Regions from separate parts of the Homo sapiens genome. Here region 1 is linked to region 2. The links are chromatin contacts, found by Hi-C or POLR2A ChIA-PET in ENCODE. All regions are on one chromosome and are shown on one strand. Each heading gives the region's core, a stretch centred on a gene start or an enhancer-like site at or near the end of the contact. The rest is flanking DNA. Distances are from core to core; before and after follow the strand shown.

Region 1 (6,184 bases), core at 1,608-4,107, 46 kb before region 2:
CCAGTGTGGCTTTGTTCCACGAGGGTGGATCTTGGCTGCTTTCTGCTTCCAGGGCACTTCTGTTTCCAAAGCATTTCCTAAGAGAATACCCATTCCCATGTACCATCCATCCTCTTCCCTTCTACCCCTGCTGTGTTGTACTAGGAGACATGACCTTGAAATTCATATAAAAAGGGGTGAACTGGAAGGGGAGAATTGCAGGAATCCAATTCTGGCTGGCTTGGAACCTAATTCCCATGCAGAAGGAGAGAAGCAACCTGGACTCTTGTTATGGTAGCCCTGAGCCCCTGGCCTGGACATAGAATAGGAGCAGTAAAGCCTTCTCCTGGGGTTCCATTGGCTATTCTGTGCCGGATCAGAAGATGAAACAGATATTGCTAGGGTGGACAGTGATCCCTCAAACTAACCCCACTGGCACTGTACTTGGTGGAAATTTCCTCTAGATTTCTATCAATGCTGACACAAGGTTTTATGCTTTTGCAGAGCTTTACAGGTATTTTAATAGGAGACAGAATGCATCTTAGACTAACCCAATGTTAATTTTTACATATGCCTGAGGCAGTTCCCCTCCCTGTCTTAGAGAACGATGTACTCTTTATACACATAAAACAATGATTTTTCAACTTTGATAAGGGCTGAAAATTACACCACTCATCAACTCCCATGGCAGCCACATGATGCCTGCAGGTGGAATTCTACAAGATGACATAAAGGGGGTTAAACAGAAGCATCCTGGCCTCTAGAGCAAGCAACGGTATCATGCAAAATGGCCCGTAGGAACTCTAGCCGCTTCCAGGAGCTTGTCATTAGGCTGACTCATCCTCTACTAAACTTAACAGATAGTTCACCAGCAAGGATATCCCTTAAACACATGTCAAAAGGAAAAATATAACACAGTGTATCTTTACCTTATAATAAATTCTGGCCACCAAACCCCGCTGAAGAACCCTTTCACGAAATTTCACTGCTTTCAACAGAAAGGCGAGATCATCAACTGTGTCCATGTTAAATGCCAGGAAACTGAAAGAAAATCACGGTGACCATCATTATTATTTTGGCCTCACCAAGAATTTCATTTGAAAGAAATAGAGTAGGTTTGTTTTTTAAAACTATTTTTTTCTGTAGAAAAATAGTGTCAATAGACATAATCTCCCCATCCCATCTCTCACTGACTGTATTCATAATTCTTTTCGGTAATCTTAGCTCTAGTTTATTCTAGGTGGTTGTCCTTGTGGTATAGAGATGATTTGGTTTCCTAATTGTTCCACTTACTATTGTATTATAAGTAGTGTTCAATATTTTACATAGTCTTTCTTAGTTAACAGCAATGTAATTTCTGTCAAGTATAATCAACCATTATACAATTCATGTATAACTCAATCATTATACAATTCTTTTTTTTTTTTTTTTTTTGAGACAGAGTCTCACTCTGTTTCCCAGGCTGGAGTGCAGTGGCACGATCTCGGCTCACTGCAACCTCCACCTCCTGGGTTCAAGTGATTCTCATGCCTCAGCTTCCTGAGTAGTGGGGATTACAGGCACATGCCACTGTGCCTGGCTAATTTTTGTATTTTTAGTAGAGACAGGGTTTCACCATATTGGCCAGGCTGGTCTTGAACTGCTGACCTCAAGTGATCTGCCCACCTCAGCCTCCCAAAGTGCTGGGATTACAGGCATGAGCCACTGTGCCTGGCCCCCATTATACAATTCTGTCAAGTGAGTTTATAATAATAACTCAACCACTATACAGCTCTATCAAGTGAGTTTATAATAACCACTGCTGGGCATTTATTATAATTATTATAATTGGATATTAATAATCAAATATATCTATTACAAAATATTTATCAATTAATAATACTTATTAAATATATTATATATCAGGAATTGTGTTCATTATCTGCTGTGAATTATTCAATTTTCTCGATAATTCTAGAATACTATAATTATCCAATGTAGAGTTTAGGAAACTGAGGCTTAGCAAGATTTGGTAACTTGCTCAAGGTCACACAGGCAGAACTCAGTCAAGCTCAGGTTTTGTTGGGGAACATCAGCATTTAAAGCAAGAGGCACCCTGGAGGGAAGTGATAGGGCTGTGTGCAAGCACAGGGGAGGATGTGCTACAGAGATGGTAGCTTTCTTCAGCAGGCAGCAATTCCCATCTTTCCCATTTGGCAAATGAGGAAACTGAGGCACAGAGGAGTTAAGAGAGGTAAGCACAGACTCAAAACAACCAAGTTCACAATTAAAAGCTCGTGAGCTTTTCATCATGAAACTCTATTTCATGCCAATTTTATGGACCCACCATGAACCTTTAGATAACCTAGACAACCAGGGGAAGGGTTAATTCACACTTAGGGTTTCCCATAGCACAGCCACCTCTTGCCCTCCCCTTTCCCCACTTCCTGAGGAAGTAAGTTATTACAAGACTCAAATAACTTAAATTCATATTAACTAAAAAAAAACCCAAGTGGCTGTTGTTGCTCAATCAGAAGGCACGAGAGAAACGTTAAGAAGCAATTGACGCAGTGCTTTTGAGATGCCAAGTGCTGAATTAATAATCACCCTCCATTTAGACAGGGAAGAGGAAAGTATTTACATGCCAATTACCGGGACATTTAAAAGATGTCAATGTTTATTCTGAATCTGGGCTTTAAGAAGTTTGGGTTTCTGCCTCAGTCTATTTAATGAAAGATGTAAAAAGCTTTCATATATTATTGAAAAGTATGTTTTAGTCATTCCAGGGGCTGATATTGGAAATTAGCTTCCCTGGAATTCAGACTGTAGAACATGTTTGTCCACCTGAGATTGTGAACTGCACGTGCTGCAGGAAGGGGATCTCACCCACTCGCTGAGTCATGTGAGTCACATGTCATGTAGGTCTAGGAGCCTGCCCAGTGCAGTAGAGTGTGCAGACTTTCTTTAAAAATAGAAACATTGCTAAAGGCAACCTCCTTGTAACTGTGTATTTTACAAGAAGATCCAAATGACTCTATTTTTAAATAAAGTTTAAATTAAATTAAAATAAGTATCATTAGACATCAGGGAAATGCAAACGGAAACCATAGTGAGGTAGCATTATACATCCACCAGAATGACTACAATTAAGTACACTGACATCAAGTGTTGCCCAGGATCTGGAGAAACCAGAACTCTCATGCTTGCTGATGGGAGTGTAAAATGGTGAAATCTCTTTGCAAAATGTTGTCACAGTTTCTGATAAAAATAAATGAACACATACCCTATGATCTAGCAGTTTCACTCCTACTAATTGCCTAAGAGAAATAAAAACATATGCTCACAAAAAAGGTTATACAAGAATGCTCATAGCGGTTCTACTCACAGAAGTGAGAAACAGCAAACATCCCAGGTGTCTATTCATCCATAAGAGAATGATTCTACTATATCCATAAAGTAAAATACTACAATAATGAAAAGAAACAAACTAATACACACAACAACATGGGTGAATGTCAAAAAGTATTATGCCAATTTCACGAGGCAGCTACAAAAGAGTACATACTGCCTGGTTCTGTTTATGTGAAGTTCTAGTATAGAAAAACTAATCTGTGGTGGGAAAATATCAGAAGAGTGGCTGTATCTGCGTAGTGAGATTGTCCAAGAAGGGGCATGAAAGAACTTTCTGGAGTGATGATCTGTATCTTAATATGAGTTTGGTTACATAGGTTTATGCATGTGTCAAAACTCAGTGAATGTACACTTAAGATTTGTGCATTTTATTGTACGTAAATTCAACATAAGAAGAACTATAACTAAATATGTAACTGTAGTTAATGACGCTCATGCTAAATTATTTAGAAATGTGCTGATGTCTACAGTTTATTTTGAAATGGATCAAAAAGAGAAGGTGAATGGATGGGTGAGTTCCATACACAGATCCATAGATATGATAGTGATATAGCAGGTACAGTAATAGGTTGATAGAATCTCCATGGTTTGTACATAAATGCTTCCTGTAAAATTATTTCAACTTTGCTGAATATTTGTAAATTTTACAGCATAATGTAGAAAAACACGTTGGGTGCAAGGCAAAATCTTGACTTTCCTGGACATCTACCACCACCTCCTAAAGGTCCACAGGCTGATGAGAGTGGGAGGGGCCCCAGTGGCAGGCTACCATGCAGGAGGAAGAGAGACAACCCTTGCAGGGACAAGCCAGAGCTGAATGGGGCTATCTGCAGAGCCAGGTACAACCCCCTTTCAAAGCCACTTCCTTTCAGGGCTCCTCTCCCTGCCATGCTCCATCTGCCTTACCTCGTCCCATGGAGGCTTTTCAGTACCATGACTGACTCCTTCCAGGCCGAAATGAGGGGTAGTTACTGTGCGGACAAATGGGTGCCCACTGGAGGGATTTAAGGGTACCAGGAAGTTCTCAGCCCATCTTTCCTCAGGTCCCCACCTGCTCAAGAGTACCTTTCTCAGGGCTGTCACTATGCCTACTATCCTACTGCTCTCGGAGTGCAGACTCCATGAAGACAGAGCCCCTAGTAACTGCTGATCACCAATGCTTAGAGAAGTGCCCGGTACACAGTGAGTGCTGAAAACACTTTGATGACAAAGGCTTTCCTTCATATAAAGTCAGAGTAAGTAAAGTTTCGGGATTTAAGTAGATAAACACAGGGACTGAATCAGTAAAACCTAGATGTGTGGGAGACAGATGTACACTGTTTTGGAGGTTAATAACTGAGACAAAAATAAATGGACTGGAACTTTCCAAATATTTACATTTGGAATACTGCCTTTGGCACATCTCAACTCTGTGCTGGAAAATGTGCTAGGGATATAGATTTGCATATGGGTGAGAGCGTGTCGTGCTTCCAAAATGATGGAATCAAGCCCTGCTTTGCTATCTGAAAAAGAAACGAAAGGGCAGATGATTTGTGGCCAGTTGGGGAACAAGTTTCCTGCAAGGATGGAACTGATTCTGGTGGGGAGTCGTACTATTCTTTCAACTCCTTAATATGTTGGACAATTTTCAAACTAATACATTGGAGGAAAAAGCTAACCATACTGTAAACGTCCTACTCAACAGCTAGAAATATTAGGAAGACCCACTAGCTCTAGTATGAAGACAAATGGAGACATTTAAACTAACAGAGACTCCAGTGAAACAGTCCTAACATGTAGGAGCTCGTGTTTTCAAGCTTTAAGATGGACCACAGTTTGAATAAACAGGGTCCTGAGCAGCAATAAAAAAAGGAAAAAAAAAGACAGATAACAGATTTCTCAATTTCACGTCATCCCAATGGCTATAAAGAATCCCAGGCCATCATTTACTGTGTTTTCCATGTGTTTAATCAGGATTGTGAGATTCTATTTTCTAATGAATAGTTTCCTTAGAAACTAGTTCAATACTTTTGGTTTGAGGGACCAATAATCTCATTCAAAAAAATAATAATTAAAAAATACACAAAAGAAAAAAGCATAACAAGCTCTCTAAAAGTATAATATAGGAGACAATACATTCATGAGCATAAATCAATGAAATAGAAAAGAAAGGTATGACACAAAGGATCAAAGGGAAAAATCAGTTGTTTGAAAAATAACAATAAACCAGTCAAACATCTGAATGAGACTGAGCAACAACAACAAAGAAAGGAGAAAGCATAAGAAGGCATTTTAGGAATGACAAATGAGACACAACTACAGATCTAGCAGAAGTTAAAAAGGTAATGATAGAATAGTACACATAAAAACTTATACCAATAAAATCAAAACCAAATGAATAAATTCCTAGAAAAATACAATTTACTTAAACTAACATGAAAAGAAAAGCCTAGGCTTTAAACAATTAAGCTAATTAAATAGTTTACTCGCCAAGCCCGGATTATTTTCAAATTTGATGAATTATCAAATTCTTTCACAGAATAAGAAACCACTCCCCCCAAAATAACTCTATGAGAGATGTAAAACTTTGACATAAATCTAAATCAGGCATGTACAAGAATGGAAAACCATAAATATACAATCTCCTCCCCCTAAAAAATACTAACAAGCCAAATCCAAGAAAATATAAATATGATAATACAGCATAACAAAATTGAGTGTTTCTTAAGCATGCAAGGGTAGTTTAACATTAGATGATCGGCAAAAATTATTCACCAAACTAACAAAATGAAGAAGAAATATATGATCGTTTCAACAGATGCAGAAAAATATCATT
Region 2 (5,994 bases), core at 2,250-4,749:
AGAGGCCAACCTCATTCATAATCACAGAGCAGAAAACCCTAAACAAATATTACCAAATGAAATCAGCAGCTTTTTAAATACACACACATACATCATGACTGAGTTGTATAGATCCTGAAACTCAAGATTTGTTAACATTAGAAAATCTGTTAATGTAAATTCATCACATTAACAGATTAAAAGGAAGAAAATGTGCAATCATCTCAATAAAATAAATGCAGATAAATAATTCCATAAAATGAATATATTTAATTTTAAAACCACTCAATAAATGCACACATGCACAAAACTGTTTATAAAGGAAGAGTAAAACAGGCTTTTCCTTAACATAATAGAGAATATCTGCACAAGTCCCACACCGAATAATATCCTTAATGGTGAAATAGTAAACACATTTCTTTTAAAGCCAAGGATAAAATACAGGTGCCTGTTATGAACCACTTCCTTTAATTAACCATGGCATTGGAAACTCTTGCCACTTGTATAATATAGGCAAAGAAACAAATGTAAATGATTGGAAAGGAAGAAACAAAGCTATCATTTTTCTCAGGTGATAGGACTATCTTCATAGGAAACCCAAAAGAACTACAAACAGATCGTTAGAATTAATATGGCACTTTAACTAGGTTGTTGATTATAAGATCAACATACAAAATTAAACTCCATTTCTATACACCAGCTTCAAAGTATTAGAAAATATTTTCAAAACTACCACACACTTTATAATAGATATCTACTCAGCTGCTATTTTTTGGGAACTGTCTTAGCACCTACAGAGATGGGACGTCCGCTGGCACGTTCATAACACGTGACCCCATTCCCTAACCAGAAGTGGCTGAGTTGGAGAGGACTCTGACTCAACTGAGATGCAGATTCAGCATTTGATCTGAGAAACACCATCTCAGAGTGTGGCTGGAAAAGAGATGCTATAAATTCCAAATGGACAGTCACAAATGCAGAGAAGAGCAAGAATGGGCAGACACCAAGAGGTGCAAAGGCTCAGACTATGAGAGAGAGAGAGACCCTCTAGCACAGATTCGGGGACTCCAGACCCCTTCCCAGTCCCTGGTTCTCATGAGAGCTAAATTCCAGAACTTCCCTCTCTCTCTCTCTCTCTCTCTCTCCACCCCCCACCCTTCCTCCTTAAGATTGATTCTTCATTCTTGCTGGAGAAAGTTTATAATTGATCTCTTTTATTTGCATCCAAAATAATCTTAACTAAGATGTAAGATGATCACAAATTCAGAAGTCAACTTGTAAAACTTCATCTCCCTGCCACCAACCTTCTTGTTTCCTTGCTGGGATATGGGGTGAATCCTTCTGGACTGAACTGGCCCAAGGGAGAGTAAAATGAGAAAGTTAAACAACATACCGTGGATCAAAATTTGGCAAATTGGCCCAGGATCTATGCCAGTTCTGTCCATTATTCTCTAATATGTCTGGCCGCTATCCATTCCTTATGAAATTTATAATTGCCTTGTTTATGCCGTTAAAAATTTTGGGCTGAGACCCTCAAAGGAATGTTGCCAAATAAAATGGATTATCCCTGGGTCATTTTAGCAATCTCTCTTTTCCTTATCAGTGATGAAGGTCAGTTTTACTGCTGGCTACTTTCCCCCTCTAATTTGCCTGACAAGATAGGACCTACTAACCTAGGACACTCACAAAGATGACATACGGACTTTCTCACTGGGGAGCGATTTTTTCCAGTAACCACAAATTAACATCAAAAGACATGCTGGTGTGCTGCACCCATTAACTCGTCATTTAGCATTAGGTATATCTCCTAATGCTATCCCAGCATGGCACATGTGTACATATGTAACTAACCTGCACATTGTGCACATGTACCCTAAAACTTAAAGTATAATAATAATAAAATAACATAAAATAAAAATAAAAATAAAAAAAAGACAGAGGATTGTTTAAAAGCCAAGGACTTATGTTAAATGAGGGTTAAGTGTAGAACATTCATTAACATGGAACCCAGAGGGCCAGGGAAGAAAGTTATCACCTGCCAAAAAAGGGGACAAGGTCCTGAATTAGGGATAATAGCCTTAGTTTGGAAGGCCTGTAGAACCTTTGCCTCTGTCTTTCAGTAGATTTGGAGAAATAACATCTCACTTCTGGCCTTGTTCGTCCTTCCATGGGAAAACTATAAGGATAATAACTCCTACTCACAGGACTATTGGAGGATTAAAGGTGGCAGCATCTATACATGTCCCTAGTGCTTCTTCATAGCAGGGACTCAAGAGAATGTCAGGGAGTCAAAAATGATTTTTTTAAAAAAAAATAAGAGCTGATTCCTCTAATCTTGGAGCAAGGTTCTTTCAAAGTTGAATCATTTATAATCACAAGGTGATTTTTATCGTCTGTCTTTGTAAATCCCTATAGCCAAATAGGTTAGGGTCAGCAGAATTCTCAGAAAGTAACAGCAGAGGAAAGGGGAAGCCTAGGCTTTAATCCAGAGCCCCAGAACTTTGGGGTTTTTTCTTGATGGCTCTCAACCCTTCCAGAGAAAGAGATCTCTGACCAATAAAATAGAAAGGGAGTTGGTCAGAAACCAGTTGATGCCCGGGAAAAATGAGACTCTTGAGCAAAGAGTCTGGCTGATAAAGTTGTCACAGTAACCACTGAGAAGGCCCTTCTACTAGGGGGCCTTACTGACACTTGGACCCCAGACAGATCCTTCTTGGGAGGTTTGCCAGATCCAGCCTTGGACCCTCTGAGTATGGACCATGCCTGAACTTCTTCCACCCTACCCACAAGTCACTTGGCATTATGGTGAAGCTCAGCTCGACCCTGTCCTGCCCACAAATGCAATCCCAGCCAGCTGGACTCAGCTATTCATGACCCAAGCACCAGCCAGAATTTTTCATGGTTCTGCTTCTTAAGAAATTGTATAGGGAGCAAAAGGGCCTCTGCCACATCAGATCTAAGTCAAGCTGACCTACTGGTCTGTAGTGAAATGTACGTGTCTCGGGGGTTGCTGTGAGGTATTTAAACAAACACCATCTATGTTATTCCAATGAATAGTAACTCTGCAGCATCCAGGTTGGAGGGGAGACCCCCGAATGACTGTCTCTGCTCGCACCAGTCTGCTGCTTGCCTGGTGCCCACTTTGCCTGGAGGACTGTTCCAGACGAGCTTCGAGTCCCGCCTAGGGCTGAGCAGGAGCCCACTGTGCTTTTGGATTTTTCAGTCTATTTTTTTTTTTTTTTTTTTTTTTTTAGTTCTTCTGGATCTTCCTTGGTCCCTGGCTCCTGAGTGGTCTTAGCTGTCTACATTCACAATCCCTCTGCCCTTCCTCTACAGCCCACAGAAACCAGAAGCCACATGGAACAAGCAGGAACAGAGGCCACAGGCTCCTTCAGGAGTGGAGTAAGGGCTTGAGCTCCAGTACGTGGGCTTTGCAACATCTCTTTGTGATTCCCAGAGATCTGTTTTGTTTATTTCAGGCCTTGGCTCTGTTCCAAGGGTTGGCTGATGCCAGATAAATGAGGTGGTGTTGAATGTCCCTGAGGAGTTAGTCCTGGGACAAAGTCTACTGAATAAGCAGAGGGCTCTGCCTCACATCACTTTCTGAAAAAATTTACAAACACTTGGAATTGCTTCAGCGTTCCCTATGCAATCATTAAATATAATCGCTCAGTCGCTGCCCGGATGGATTACATCTCCAAGCAGCAAAGAGCAGCTCTGCGTCTAACGTGAAAGGAGGGATCAGTGCATGTTTGCTGATAACCTTATCATTGTGCTAGGTTGCAGAGCTTTTTCGAGACTTCACTGCGCTCCAATTTTGTAGATATTTTTTTCACCCTGCTTTGGCTGTTTCTGTTCTTCTTTGTGAAATTCTGGAACGCACTGAGGAGAAACAGGGCAGCTGGGGGCAGAGATGAGAAGGGTCTCCACTGATGTGGGAAGACAAAGTCCTGCTGTGGAGACTGGCCCTGAGGGCACGGTGACACGAGAGTGGCACCTTCTAGTGTTGGTTTCAAAGGAGCCAAGATGGAGGGCACCGGCCCTGGCCATGGGCATCCGGGCTCAGGTAACACAAGGGCCAGGAGACACTGCAGGAGGTCCTTGTAAAGAATGTGGTTGTGCAGGGCCAAGGCCAGCAGCTGGGCTTGAGTTCCAGCTCTCCCAAGTGGAGGGGCAGTGGAGACCCTGTGGTGTGTTCTGGTCCCAGACCTGTAGACCCCCATGCTTTGGTGTCAGCAGTGGCCGAGAAGATGGCTTTCTTCCATGGTCCCAAGCCACACCCAAGGAACCCCAACCAGGCAGCTCCCATGTCTAATGGGTCCTGGAGGCAGAGGGGGAGAAGGGAAGGGGAAAGAGTTCGGATCTTTCAGTGTGATCTGTTACTACAACCAGCAAAAGGGAAAGGAAAGAGAATCAAGTTTTATTGAATATCTACCATGTTCTGGGCCTTAAGAGAGAAGGAAACTGAGGCTCCCAGTGGTAAAGTCCAAGATCACAGAGCCCTGACCATGAGATTCCAACCACACCAAAGCCAGCAGCTCCCCTTCCATGACAAGGGACCTGTCCCATCTCTTAGAATGCCCCCTCTCCACTGTAAGGCAGAAATGCAAGATCCAGGGCTGTTTCCCCTATTATTCTCTCAGGATTTTAGAAATTCAATCTAGGTTTGCTTGAATATGGAGAAAAGAGGCAATGTGAAAGCAGAACTAAATATCAACAGTCTGAAGAACTTGGTTGACCCCACCCAATCCTTAAAGCAAGAAAGTGGGAAACGAAGCGAAACTGCCAGGCCTGCGTCACATGACTAATCAGAGCCAGCAGAGTTCGGCTCTCAGGCAGTGTTCCCACAAGGGCAGGTGAAGGGTTTTCAACACGTTCAAAGGAGGTCAGTTTGATTCTCCCCTTACATACTGCGATTAGAGGCTGAAATGCAGAACATGTGTAAGCATGAAGCACTGGCCACTGGGAATGTCACAGCTGCACGCCAAGAGCAGAGTTCTGCCAACTCCAGTTCCAGCCTCTCCTTGACTCACCAAAGGGGACTGGGGTGAGTAATTTAACCAAATCCCACCTCACTTCTCTCAGCTGGACAACAGGGGGAAACAGCAGGAAATCTCAGAAAGACTAATAGGAAAAGAAGGGTCTGGTCCTGGTGGCTGACTTCCACCGCCATGAGAAGGTCCCCTCCAGCTAACACTAACCACGGGGCAGCTCAGCAAAGCATGTCTATGGACACCTGGAAACTGAGGCTTGGGAAGTGAGGACTTACCCAAATTCAGATAGTTGGAAAATTACAAGTTAGAGCCAAACTGTGCTCATCCCATTAAGGAGGACTCTACTATTTTCTGAAGCAGAGAGGGCAGAAGCCAACACAACTCAATTTTCATATGGCAAAATGGTTTGGAGCATGAGTTTGGACATAGTCTCTGGGTTTAAGATATGGCTCTCAACTTCATACTGAGTGGGCAAAAGCTGAAACCATTCCCCCTGAGAACCAGAACAAGACAAGGATGCCACTCTCACCACTTATATTCAGCATAGTACTGGAAATCCTAGCCACAGCAATCAGGCAAGAGAAAGAAATAAAAGGCATCCAAATAGAAAGGGCAGAAGTCAAATTATCTCTGTTTGCAGATAACATAATTCTAGATATATAAAACCTCGTAGGATCTACCCAAAAGCTCTTAGAGCTGATAAACAACTTCAGCAAAGTTTCAGGATAGAAAATTGATGTACAAAAATCAGTAGCATCTATACACCAGCAACGTTCAAACTGAGAGCCAAATCAGAAAGGCAGTGCTATTCACAATTGCCACAAAAAGAATAAAGCTAACGTTCACATGTTATGCCACAAAACGTGATGCCACAAAAAGGAATACAGCTAACCAGGAAGGTGAAAGATCTCTACAATAAGAATTACAAAACGCTGCTCAAAGAAATCAGAGATGACACAAACAATTGGAAAAACATTCCATGCTAATGGATTGAAAGAATTGATAGTGTTAAAATGGCCAT

Evidence for each region. Hi-C counts contacts between places; a loop is a spot of excess contacts on that map. ChIA-PET counts read pairs that join two places held with the same protein, here RNA polymerase II (POLR2A).
Region 1: a map of gastrocnemius medialis shows a loop between it and region 2 (12-fold over the local background). The contact joins two enhancer-like sites. A Hi-C loop is called at or near these places in 2 of 168 maps with a recorded cell type or tissue (gastrocnemius medialis and heart left ventricle). POLR2A ChIA-PET finds 5 or more read pairs at or near these places in 2 of 52 experiments (K562 and Panc1).

Annotation. Positions count from the first base shown.
Region 1 is chr2:110,990,729-110,996,912 of GRCh38, reverse strand. It overlaps ACOXL (acyl-CoA oxidase like), which reads right to left. Exons shown (of 18, transcript NM_001142807.4): 14 at 909-1,020. Among named protein-coding and RNA genes, the nearest start is that of ACOXL-AS1, 120 kb to the left of the region's middle. Within about 2 kb of position 2,857, at least 8 of the 41 ENCODE cell types and tissues checked have a DNase peak (open chromatin) inside an H3K27ac peak, as active enhancers do.
Region 2 is chr2:110,945,941-110,951,934 of GRCh38, reverse strand. The region is part of intron 12 of ACOXL (acyl-CoA oxidase like); the gene reads right to left. Among named protein-coding and RNA genes, the nearest start is that of ACOXL-AS1, 170 kb to the left of the region's middle. Within about 2 kb of position 3,499, at least 3 of the 41 ENCODE cell types and tissues checked have a DNase peak (open chromatin) inside an H3K27ac peak, as active enhancers do.